4 separate regions of the Homo sapiens genome follow, and all the other regions are linked to region 3. Evidence: chromatin contacts called from ENCODE Hi-C data. All regions are on one chromosome and are shown on one strand. The core of a region is the stretch at or near the end of the contact, and the rest is flanking DNA. Distances in the headings are between cores, read along the strand shown.

Region 1 (3,041 bases), core at 93-2,592, 6.3 Mb after region 3:
ATGTCAACATCCTGGTTGTCATATTATACTACAGTCCTGCAAGATGTTGTCATTGGAGAAGACTAAGTTGAAGATAACACACAATGTCTCTATTATTTCTTACAACCTCATATGAATCTACAATCATCTCAAATTTAAAAAAAAATTTAAGGAAGTTTTAAGAATTTCATTTTCAAATATTTGCTAGATGAATTAAGTTTTTACCCCCTTCAAATCTTGAAGGCAAATTAATGCTCCAGGTTGTACTGTTCAATAGGAAGACTATTAGCCATATATAGCTGTTTACATTTAGATTTATTAAAATTGAACACAATTTAAAAAATTCGTTCCTCAGTCAAACCAGCCACATTTCAATTTCTCAATAGCCATATGTAGCTAGTGGCTACTATATTGGAGAGCACAGATATAAAAAATGGAACTCAGTTTTGCAGAAATTCCTATTAAAAAGCATTGTTCCAAAGCGTTACACGACTGACACCCTCACTTTACAGGTGAGAAAACTGAAGCCAGGAGATATCACTATAATACAGCGCTGCACACAATCGTGCTCATTCTCACCATATTATGCTCACACACTTCTTTCCCCACATTCACTGCCACAGGCGAACTCTCAATGAATCATTCACTACATTTATATAATTTCATGGGAATCTATTTTAAATTCATGACCATGCAAAGAAAAATCAATTTCTTACAGGTTATAAGATACTCAGTCGCAGGCTGAATCTGATTAAACAGACATCAGTCACCCTCAAAGCTATAATCAAACCATTCCCAAGACCCTTCCGCACACAATACTAAATGCGCCACTAATAGCCTCAAGCATAATCTGACGCACATCACACAGGCATGGCCACTACCCACTCTGCACCCACAGAGGACACTCGGACACGCGCGCGCACAGACCCACACACACACGCACACACACACACATGGCCGCAAAGAATGCGTCACACTTCCGAACCCCGTTGAGCAGCAACCCGGTATCGTGGCCACTGCGTCACGGCCAGAGCTGTCAGAGAGAAATCCAGACCTTACCTGACAGCCTTTTGCAGCTCTTCTAGCCCGGGATGACATTCCCCTGAAGGCACCACGGCAAGACTCAACCTCTTTGTGTGAGATTCTCTGGAATTTCTGGGGCGTTACTTGAGTATAATGAAATAGGGTAGGCTCGGACCATAGTAGGGTAAGTCCCACAGTTCGAGCAAGGGAGCCTCAGGGATCGTTCTGTTCTGGAGCGCCGGACCCGATCTTAGCTGCTGGGCCTGCGCAGACACGATCCGGCCGGTTTCCAGTTGTAGACTACATTTCCCGAAGGCCCCCGCGTCGCTGCGCAACGTCGTACACTTACGCTGTTATGTCTTGACGCACGGAGCTTGTCTGCGCCGGCCAGGTGAGTGGGCGGCCTCACCGGGAACCGCTCGCAGCTTTTGGGTTGCTTCATCGAAAAAGTAGTTCTTGTATGGTGCTGGGAATACCGGTGTCCTGGCTGGGGCTCGGTGCTGACAGGAACGGGACGGTGCTCTGGCTAATTACTTATGGAAGTCGGCCTTGCGCTTGCGGAGGGGTGTCGGCACCGTCACTTTGGTTCTGGCAGTGGCGGGGGTGTGGTGCTGCTAGTTGTGTTCCTCCGCACCGAATTTATGAGTGTGCCCCTGGAGCCCCTGCCGCGGACAAAATCGGCACCATAACTTTGGGATAGGGAGGCTAGAAGGAGGCGGGTGTTACTAGTAGTGTTCCTCCGCCCTGGACGTGTGCGTGTGCGCTTGTGCGGCCGCGGGGTGGGCTCACCTGCCGCCTGTTAATGCTCCTAGCGCTTGGCCCCTCCCGGGCCGCAGTACTCCTCGTGTGACACGGACATCATTAAGCCAGCTGAGAATCGTGCGGTTACAGCTGCTGCAGTTTCTTTGCAGAGTAAGAGGCTCTTTTTGAAGTTTCCCTGATGGTGAGGCTTTACCCCTGGAAGTGTCTTAGGAAGAAGACCACTGTTAAAGATGTCCTATTCTAGCTTGACAGCCCTGTGGGGAAGACTAATCCCTTTCTAGAGGTTGGTGTTATCCTAAATTGTTTCGTCTGCTCCGAGAGCTCTGATGTTCTATGATGCTTATTTCTTTTCTCGGTTCTGCGTTTTCCAAGAGAGGCACCCAGAGGAAAAGAATATCGCACTTCTGAAAGTCTTGTGTGAAGTTCCTGTTTTCTTTCTAACCTCAAATTTCTTCCTTTCCGAAACGTTTTCTACCTCCAGCAACATCTTCCTAAGGAAGAACCAGCCATGCTAGTGACTGGTCCTTAGGCACCCCATAAATGATGCTGCGGGGATGGGATCATCAGTTTAGCTCTACTCCCCAGCCACACTACACCTCTCCTTTCCACCCAATGATACAGCAGTCCTTTCTGGTCTAAGATTTTTTTGTTTGTTTGTTTGCTTTTTGAGACGGATTCTCGCTGTGTCGCCCTGGCTGGAGTGCGGTGGTGCGGTCTCGGCTCACTGCAAGCTCCGCCTTCCGGGTTCACGCCATTCTCCTGCCTAAGCCTCCCGAGTAGCTGGGACTACAGGCGCCCGCCACCATGCCCGGCTAATTTTTTGTGTTTTTAGTAGAGACGAGGTTTCACCGTGTTAGCCAGGATGGTCTCGATCTCCTGACCTCGTGATCCACCCGCCTGGGCCTCCCAGAGTGCTGGGATTACAGGCGTGAGCCACCGCGCCTGGCCTGGTCTAAGGTTTTGATGAAAAATAACTGTACTTTCTGGGGGAAATTTGAAGAGTTTTAAAATTTTAACTTTATTGTGGATGTTTTCAAGCAGGCTAAAGAATAATACGAACCCCAACATGTTCAACACCTAGCTGTAATTAAAAACATTTGTAAATACCTTTGTATCAATCCTTCCCCGTTTTTTCCTATAGTATTTCAAAATTGTATTTTATCCTCTTATAAGCATATATTACCAAAAAGGACATTATATTTTAAAATAACCATGATGCTGTTATACCAACATAAAAAAAAAAACTAACAATAAGTTTAAAACAATAAATTTGTTTC
Region 2 (3,152 bases), core at 556-3,055, 6.3 Mb after region 3:
AAAATTTCAAACATGAAAGAACTAAAAAACATCTTTAATACATGCATCTTAAGGAACTTATTGGAAAAGAACTTTAGCAAAAATTAGCTGAATTCTAGGAAACAAGAATCAAACTTAGGAAAACAATGACGGTAAATTTTAGGACAACTGTACAGTCCAATTGCAGCCACAGAATGGAAGAGAGATTCTACTCCGATGTTTGAACCACTGAAAAAATAATCGATGAACATTTAACATATCTGTTGGAACATTTCTAAAAAATAGCAACAAGTACAAAGAAAACCAATAAATCCTTGATAAACAAACTCATGTAAGAAATGTACTTGGTTTTAAAGAGAAAATAATTGACGTAATTAGTACATATACTCCACATATTCACTTAACCAAAACTTGAGATATCTGGAAGAGATCAAGGAGAAAGAAGAAAGTTTTAAATATTTTAAATGAAGTATTACAATGAACATTTTTATTACTAAAGGTATTTTTAGCTACGAAAATGAGGCTGATCTTTCAACTAAAGATCAAAGAAACTTACTATCCAAGAATGCTTGGAGACATTGAATTTATCCAAGAGTTCATCCAGGAACAAAGGGGAAAAAACAAATCTCATTTGTTAGAATATTCCAAGACCAGGTATGGAAGAAAATAAAATGCCTCTCCCTCCCGTTTCATGGTGTCCTATTCAATTTTCTGACACAGTCCTACAATTCCATCATTTGGAAGTAATAGCAACCTTATTCCTTTCCAATTTTTTTTCCTGCAATTATTTTACTTGCCTAACACCACAGTCCTGAGGGCACACAAGGGCCAGATGCAGATAATCAAAATCCCAACACTCAGTTTCATAGGGACCCACAAACCGTCTCCATGGAAAACCAGAACCAGAAGCGCTGCCCTATCAGAAGGATTCTGGAAATAACGCTGGATGAGGCAGAGCCACAGTCACAGATCCGATGTCAGGTACGTCACAAACGCAGACACAAACCGCAAAGACCCCAGAGACCCGCTACAGCCAGCGTCAGAGTCAGGCACCACCGCGCAGCCTTCTCTGCGGCACCATCCTAATCCCCCGCTAGAGAACGGCACACGCGCACGCAGCAGCCCCGTGCACGGAAACACTACTCCGCCAGCGGCCAGGCACTCGGTCCAGGTACGCGGGGGCGCGGCGGCCGTCACTCAGCAAACACCACAGGCAGCACGCGCCGCGCCTTGGTCCAGGCTCGCGATACTGGGGTTTCCTCCATCCAACTCACGCCAGGGTCACGGCTACAGGCCTAGATTTGAACACTCCATCCCCATCGGGATCCTGTAGCCAACCTCCACCCTCCTCCAAACCTCCCGACCCCTCGGCAGGTGCGGCCCCACACTTCTCCCTTGCTCCCTGAAGGGCCCCAGCGTTCGCCCCCCGCGCGCTTGCGCACTCGAGGCAGAAGCCGATTTCCAAAGGTTCCGGTGAGGCGTCGCTGGGGGCGGGGCGGGGCTCGCAGCCTCCGCCTGTCTCCGAGCCGAGAACCAAATGAAAAATAAAAAGGCGGAATATTGTTTTTTTAAATTTTGGACCGCAGTGTCCACAGGGGAGCAGGCCTGGATTATCTTTAATGGCACTGGTCAGTCACGGGGCGGCCATTACAGGTAGAGGCCTGAGGCGAGGGACACTGCGGCCCCTCTGGCTCCGTCTCCCCGGCCCGACTATCCCCGCCGAGACCCGGCCCCACGCGCCCCTCCCGGCCCGGAGCAGCTGCGGGACTTGCCTCCGCCCCCCCGCGCGCTAGCGCATTCGCGACGGAGACAGGCGCTCTCCCGTATTCTGGCGCCGCTGACTCCCAGGGCTGGGCTATCCTCTGAGTCGGGTGAGGCTGGGGCTGGGAGCCGGGCGCCACTGTGGCCGCTGCTTTTCTGAGGGAAAAGAGCGCGGAGTGGGCCAGGTTTTGCAGGCCGGGCCAAGGTGGAGAAAAGGTTCCTGTGGAGCCTCAGGCCGGTGTGCTTTTTTTCCCGGGACTGAGCTTCTGCAGCCCTGAGGCCTGGAGGCCCGGGCGGTAGTAACTGTGCCGGACCAGGTTCGTGGGTGCGGCCTGTGGTGCAGTTGGAGACCGAGGCCCCGCGCATCCTCGTCCGCGCTTCAGCCACTTAGGCTCGGCCGTAGCGAAAAGGCCCAAGAGGGAAGTCAGAGGTGAACGCCCCAGGATGAAGGTCCCCTGCAAAACGCTGGGACCTAGATTTGGGGTGGGTGTCTGGGGTCTAGGAGGACACGCTGGACAGTTCCGAAAAGACACAGTGGGTGGTCCCGGGCGTGGGCAACCGGGTGCGGAACTACAGCGTACCCGGAGCTGCGAACCCAGACGCGGGTGACTGCTGACCCTCTGCCCTGTCGTTTCCATTTGTGCATGCAGGTGGCGGTTAGTTGGGGCCAGGGAAGCGTGGAGGGTGGGTTCCAATCGAGTCAAGAAAAGCCTGGGGTGTCCTGAACTCTGCCTGCTTCCCCAGCCCTGCCAGTTTCCAGAGAAGGCGCTTGAGAAGGAGAAACGAATCGCTGCTGCTCTTCTAAAAGCCGGTTCCCTGTGAGTTCGTGCTGCTGCTTTGTTTCTGTGAAATGCATTCGAGTTCCTTCCGTTTAAAATCCTGCTTAGGAATGATCTATTTATTCATTGATTTGGGCCTTAGGATTTCCCTACCTAGTTAACGGCAGGGGACCTAATTAATAGATTTCCCGTTGTTAGTGCCCACTTCATGCTGTTCTATAGTTAGACACATGGTTAGTTAACTGTAGGCTGCAAATTCAATTACTCTGTGAGCGCTGTTTTTCTAAGGATCTTGATGATATGGAAATACCCGTGCTGGAGATTAATGTTCATACTTTGTTTTTATTTGTTTTTTAGGGTTTAGATATGTTTAATGGTTCTGGGGTAGGAGTGGAGATTTCTTTTTTTCCAGGAAATTCATGAGTGGAAGTTTTTGGTACCAGCCAGATGTGGTTTGAGGTCTGGCAGCATGAGTTTATTTTGGGTATATCTTGGATCGACTGAGGGAGGTGTAGTGTAGTGGTTAAGAATTTCGAGCCTAGATTAAGTGGAATTGAATCCTGACTGCCACTTAAATCTGAACGAGTTTAAGCAATCTGTGCTTCAATTTCCTCAGAATTGTAATAGTGTATA
Region 3 (2,980 bases), core at 441-2,940:
GACTTTATGGTTTGGAGGGCTTGACTCCCCAGACCCTTAGATAGGAATTTGAGTAAGAAAAGAAAAAACGGCAGAGTTCAGTCTTCACCCTGGTCTCCCATTTAGCCAGCTCTACGTGTATTAAACTCTTTCTCTATTGCAATTCCTGTCTTGATAAATTGGCTCTCTCTGGGCAGTGGGCAAGATGAGTCCATTGGGTGATTACATTTCTCTCTTCCTCTTACTAAAGTAGAGAGAGTACTTATCCAGATTTTGAAATGGCATTGATGCAGGGCAGTTTCTTGGCTTTGCTCAGGAAAGAATTCAACAGCAAGCCAGCAGCGGAAGAAAGCAGGTTTATCGAATCAACAGTGTTAAAAGCTCAGTGACTGTTCCTTGCAGACCAAGACTAGCCCACAGGCAGTGTGCCCAGAGTAGCAGCATATGGGCTGTTGGCTGGGTATATTTATACCAACTTTTCATTACATGCAAATTAAGGGGTGAGTTACTCGGAAATCTCTAGAAAAGGGGTTGGTAACTTCCAGGTGTTGCCATGGCATTTATAAACCGTCACGGCGCTGGTGGGAGTGTCTTATACTGATAGGTAGCAAAGGGAACTTACAGGTTGCTTTCCATCACTTGCTGGTTTCAGCAGGTTTCTTATCTGATCTTGGAATCACGCCCTGCTGGTCTCCTGCCTCAGCCTAAATTGAACATTGTTCAGATGTTTACAGCTACTCCTATGTAGTCAACTTCCATTTTTTCTTCTTTACCCTTTCATAATAAACTTGGAAAAATATTTAGTTTCTACCTAGGAGAAAAGTGAATAGTATAGCTTTCTGTATTTTTTGCACTTCATGTCTTAATCCCTCACTTCACCTCCCTCTCCTTACTGAATATTCATAGACACTTTGGCAAATCATAAGACACCTTTACAGATTCCTGATTCTGAGAGCAAGAAGTGATGTGATTCCTTAATCTGAACTGAATGTTTTCAAGATTTTATATAGGATAGAGCCTATTCAATACTATAATACTTTCTTCAGTATCCTGCGAATGAAAGAAAACTAAGCGCAAGAAAAGTGGAGAATTTTGCTGCTTTTGTTTCATGTCCTGCTGGATGATTGCATCTCCTTTTTTGAGCATTTTTAATCACAGATGAATCCATACCCATATTATAAAAGGCTTGTTGCTCTGGGCGGCTCTGGCCACCTCTTTTATTACCTCTGTTTTTAGCTCACACATAGCATTCCTTTGTATTTTCCTTTTTTTTTTTCATATTCGCAACTTCTGTCACGTATAAAAGGGAACAATGGCAAAAGGAAAAAGCAGGCTGAGCTCTACAAGCAATGACTTAGACTCCCCCCGCTAATTCAAAAGGAAAATTGCAGGCTGGCGGGAAGCTCAGCCCTACAGAGGATTCTGGGACGTGTGGTCCAGACTTTTGGGGGCACTTCAGCTCTGGGAAAGCGCGGCTTTGTTATTTGCTCCCCTGGGGAAATAGGAACCTATACCCCAGTGCTCAGTGGGTTCGGTGGTACTTCGACTATTTGAGGACGAGAACACGAAGCCCGCTCCCCTTGGGGATTCTGAGAAATAAGATTCGGCCGTGGGAGTCGAAGCCCGCACTTCCGCCCAGGGGGCGGGGCAGCGGCTTCCGTTCCTCCCGGGGATGCTGGGAAATGTAGTTCCAGAGCTCCCTGCTCTCCCGGGCACTTCCGCGGCAAGAGGTTGAGAGCGCGGCCTTCATTCCTCTCGTGGAAGTGAGTGAGTCCTGGGACCCCGCGACCTGTTTTAACTTTTATGGTTTGGTCGTAGGATCAGCAGGGCTCGCACTTCGGTCAGCAGGAAAAGACGCTGCGGCGAGCAGCGGAGGGCGGAGTTGAATGGCTGGGCAGCTGATTGCCTTACTGTATCCGGAGCTGCTGCGTTCGGGGCGGTTCGGGAGTCCCCTGGTTGGAAGTGGACCTGAATGGGGAGGCGTCTGAGGATCTCCTGGGCTCTCAGCGGCCCGACCCGCCTTCCCCCACCTCCCACAGCTCTGTAGCTTCCTAGCGGTGTAACGTTGGGTGAGAACTTAATCTTTCGGTGCTTAGTTTCTGGTCTTAGTTTCCTCTTCTGCAAAAGGAAATATTAACCTTATATATTTGTTTTGACAATTAGTAATATAGTACAAGTAAAATGTGTATGGAATAGTACAGGAATGTGGCAACATGTCGGCCGTTAATATTAAAACTATCATAATAAAAAATATTCATTTTTCAGCAAGCGCCTGGCTCTTCTTTCTGATTCCTGCAGGAAAGGAGGCTGTTCTTGGACTATGCCTGACCCGTTTTTTAAGAAAGAGTGCATCACTCAACAGGTGGCGTCTGGAGTTATCCTCTGTGGATTTTCCAGGATCTCAGACAAGATCGTGCAATCTCCCAGCCTCCTTTCCTTCCCCTGCCCTGACTTCTGAAAGAATGCTGCGGGAGAGGAGGAAGGAGAGCATCCTGGCTTCTGGCAGCAGAGCCCCACTGTGACAGGACCTAGCATTCACCTTCCTCTTCTGTTCCGAGTGCGAGAAGGTATTTCATTCCTTGCAAATGTTTCTGCTACAGAAGTGTTCCGTTATTGTATAATTGGAGAAAATGTGACATGAATATTAGTCACACTAGTTAAACATTGGGTGCTGAGTATCACTCTGAGGGCTTTATAAAAACTAACACACTGAACCTTCACAAAGGCCTTGTGTTGTGGGTTCTGTTCACCTTACAAAGGTGATGTGGGTATTGTGATATGGGTACTGTTATTACACCAATTATACAGATGAGGAAATGGAGAGAGCCTAATTTACTTTCCTATATCACAGTGCTAGTAAGAACAGTGGGATTTGTGTCCTAGACTTGGGTTCCTTACATCTGAATACCCTTGGTCTCACAGTTTGAAATCCCAATTTAGAATTAGGAAATAAAATAGATAAATGATCCATATAAATAATCATAGGAAACTGGCTGCAGAG
Region 4 (2,910 bases), core at 367-2,866, 6.4 Mb after region 3:
TTTGTGTTTTTAGTAGAGGCAGGGTTTCACCATGTTGACCAGGCTAGTAATTCCTGACTTCAAATGATCCACCCACCTCAGCCTCCCAAAGTGCTGGGATTACAGGCATGAACCACTGCACACAGCCTACATTATCATTTTAGATACTTACTCAGTAAATTTGTTTTCTAACCACGGGCAAGGTCACATCCATCCCCGCTGTCACAGAGTCAGAATGGATTTCCAGAAACCAGCCTCACTCTTGGGATGCTGGCACAGATGCGTATGTCATTACCTTTGCCAGAAAGAGCCTTAAAGGAAACATTAGGAAAAAATATGCATTAGATCCCTAACAAGAATAGAAGCCACGTCTTTAGTAACATGTTACTTTAGATAAGTTTAGCACGCGATCCTTTCAAATTATTTTCATTATTGTAGAGAACAATAAAAAGGGTGTGGGTTCAAAAAAGAGTTTTCAGATGGGCCTTGGTGGAGAGGAACTGGCTGCTATTCAGCTAGGGAGTGTCACCTGAGTGAAATGTGTTCCCGCTATGCAGGCTTGCAGCCTCAAATCTGTGATTTTCCCATCCCCAATCTCCACATTTCAGGACCCTCAACACCAACCCCTATAAGTCTCCTAATCAGACACGCATAGTGCCCCCAATCACTGGCCTCCAATCTCCAACCCTCAGAGGTTTTCATAGTCACTGATATTCCCCTATGTTCAAATCTGACCAGGAGAGACTACAGGTCAGTAACTACAAAGAACACCGATCCGATCTGATTGCCAGTGAAATTACACAGCCCCCAATCATGAATCCACACTGATTGCCAATGATATCCCAACGACTGAGGATCAATTGTTGATTCTCACAGTCCCACTCCCACCCACAAGTGACAGTCCGAATCACTGAGCCTCATTGAGGCGTACCTTTAAGATAAGCACACTTGACTCTATTCTCCATTCCCTGATCTACAAAAGTCCAATCGTTAATACTCTCCGATCCTCCACCGATGATATGAAGTAAGTCTCAATCACCGATGGCCCAAAACATTTCTCCAAACATTCATCACCACTGACCTCCCTCATTTGAACCCCAAAGTTTCCACAATCACCAATTCCAGTACCCAAACTATTACTGCCCACAGAACTTAGAACCTCCGATCACTGATCCTCTCGGGCTCCGATCATTAACCTTAAAGATCTCTAAACCAGTGTCTGAAAAATCCCAACTGACCCCAGACCCATGAAGACCACTATTACTGACCCCATGCACCCTGAAAATCAAGACATTTCACAGAACTCGCATTTATTGATTCCCACACACTCCCAATCCATCTTCTTCAGAGACCGTGCCACTGACTCCCGCAAACCTCTGTCCGCCACCACTGAGGCCCCGCGAGGCTCAGACGCCGAATCTCTTAACCCTTCAGTTCCCTTGTCATTGACCCTCACGGGCACCCATAGCTGACCCAGTCGGCCACCGTAGTCGGCAGCTCACTATCCTCCACTAGTCCCAGGTTTGACCGTTTCTCAAACCGTGCCTTCCCATTTATGCTGCATCCGCGCCCTGAATCTGAAATTGGTCGTCCTGCCACGCCGCCTCACCGCGGTATAAGGTCGTCCCATCCTGAATGGCCGGTGCGCAGACTCAATTGCGACTTTGAGGCTGTCAGCCGCCACCCGGCAACCTTCCAGTGAACAGGATTCTGGGTTTCTCAAAGCTGTAATTGGAGGTATGATGGCGACGCCCACTTGACTCCTACCTGGGGCGGCCATGTTTAAAACTGTGCCGTAAAACGGATGATTAAGCCCTTTGCTAGACCAAAAGATAAGGCTATTTTAGGACAAGGAGAAGGAAGTGTCCCTGGATCCCTAAACAGAGATGTCGTCTCTGCTCTTAACTCAGCATCTCAGATGCCAAAACCTCCTGTGGCCAACATGGTGGCGCCCAGACATCAAAGCTGAGCTTTCTTTGTCTCCGGCAGCCTGGTAAGATGGCCGCGTACATTTTTACCGCTTCTTACGTGCAATGGGTGCAGCCTCTCCTAGGAGCTCCCCTATGGCAATGTGAAACTCTTTCTGAGCCAGCTCTAGGAGTTAGAGAGCAGCGAAGAGACTCGCTCTTAGGGAGACAGAGACAGCCTAAGGACGGGCGTGACTTCACGGAAAGGGCGGAGCCGCAAGGAAAGGGCGGGGCTGCCGCAGCGGGAAGAGATCAGAGTTCTTAGCGCATAATGGAAAGGAAATGTTGAAAGCAAGGTTTTTACCTAAGGAGGCTTGCCCGAGAAGCCGACCTGAGGAAAGAATGAGTGCAAGCAGTTTATTTGGTAGGTGGGGGATGGAGAAGTGAGACGGGAGCGATGGGAACGAATATACAGTGCATAGGTGAGCAGATTAGCTCTGGATCAATGAGGGCTCAGTCAGCTTGGGACCTCTGGGGGATTGTGTAGAAACCACTTCCAAGTTTTCACAACCACCAGGCCGATGAAGCTTACATATGTCTACACCATCTCTCTTCCTAATTGTTTTAGGGCCACTCCAGAGGTGTTAAAGCTCCAGCACTTCGAGCCTGCCTCGTGGGAAAGTCTTAGGCTGAGTCTGTAGGTGTCTGCAGTTAAGAAGCCAGCGGTCTGCATATGATTGCTCAGGGGTGGTGGCTGGGTCCAACAGCATTCACTACAGGCCTGCCTTGAATACCACCTAGCGCAGTGCTCCGCATATCACAGGTATTGGAACATCTCTAGAAAAGATTGCCTTGTCTTATGAAAATGGCTTTTTAAAAAAATCCTAATTCCAACTGGTCATCCTAGCAACTGATACAATAACTGACCTCAAAATGTTTCCCAATGATTCCTACCTCCTACTATTCACACTCTTATGTAGTTCCCTCCCACATTGTACCAGGGTTGGACTGTGAGACTAATAGA

Evidence for each region. Hi-C counts contacts between places; a loop is a spot of excess contacts on that map. Pooled maps may share reads with other maps.
Region 1: a pooled map shows a loop between it and region 3 (9-fold over the local background). The contact joins the promoter of ZNF571 here to the promoter of ZNF45 in region 3. A Hi-C loop is called at or near these places in 5 of 50 pooled maps.
Region 2: a loop to region 3 is called in a pooled map, with 12 times the contacts of the local background. The contact joins the promoter of ZFP30 here to the promoter of ZNF45 in region 3. A Hi-C loop is called at or near these places in 4 of 50 pooled maps.
Region 4: a loop to region 3 is called in a pooled map, with 13 times the contacts of the local background. The contact joins the promoter of ZNF793 here to the promoter of ZNF45 in region 3. A Hi-C loop is called at or near these places in 4 of 50 pooled maps.

Annotation. Positions count from the first base shown.
Region 1 is chr19:37,593,093-37,596,133 of GRCh38, reverse strand. ZNF571 (zinc finger protein 571) reads left to right here and starts at 1,342. Exons shown (of 4, transcript NM_016536.5): 1 at 1,342-1,393. ZNF540 (zinc finger protein 540) reads right to left here and starts at 1,258. Exons shown (of 5, transcript NM_001172225.3): 1 at 1,039-1,258. RefSeq lists enhancers at 781-830, 1,061-1,180, 1,221-1,420, 1,017-1,699, 1,651-1,700 and 2 more.
Region 2 is chr19:37,654,118-37,657,269 of GRCh38, reverse strand. It overlaps ZFP30 (ZFP30 zinc finger protein), which reads left to right and starts at 1,805. Exons shown (of 6, transcript NM_001320669.3): 1 at 1,805-1,850; 2 at 2,391-2,558. RefSeq lists enhancers at 1,200-1,249, 649-1,636 and a silencer at 1,660-1,849.
Region 3 is chr19:43,933,992-43,936,971 of GRCh38, reverse strand. ZNF45 (zinc finger protein 45) reads left to right here and starts at 1,690. Exons shown (of 10, transcript NM_003425.4): 1 at 1,690-2,048; 2 at 2,278-2,546. It overlaps ZNF45-AS1 (ZNF45 antisense RNA 1), which reads right to left. Exons shown (of 3, transcript NR_184050.1): 3 at 1,158-2,980.
Region 4 is chr19:37,505,645-37,508,554 of GRCh38, reverse strand. ZNF793 (zinc finger protein 793) reads right to left here and starts at 1,616. Exons shown (of 8, transcript NM_001013659.3): 1 at 1,589-1,616; 2 at 152-290. ZNF793-AS1 (ZNF793 antisense RNA 1) reads left to right here and starts at 1,468. Exons shown (of 3, transcript NR_110723.1): 1 at 1,468-1,716; 2 at 2,515-2,709. RefSeq lists enhancers at 1,400-1,549, 1,115-1,906, 1,907-2,698.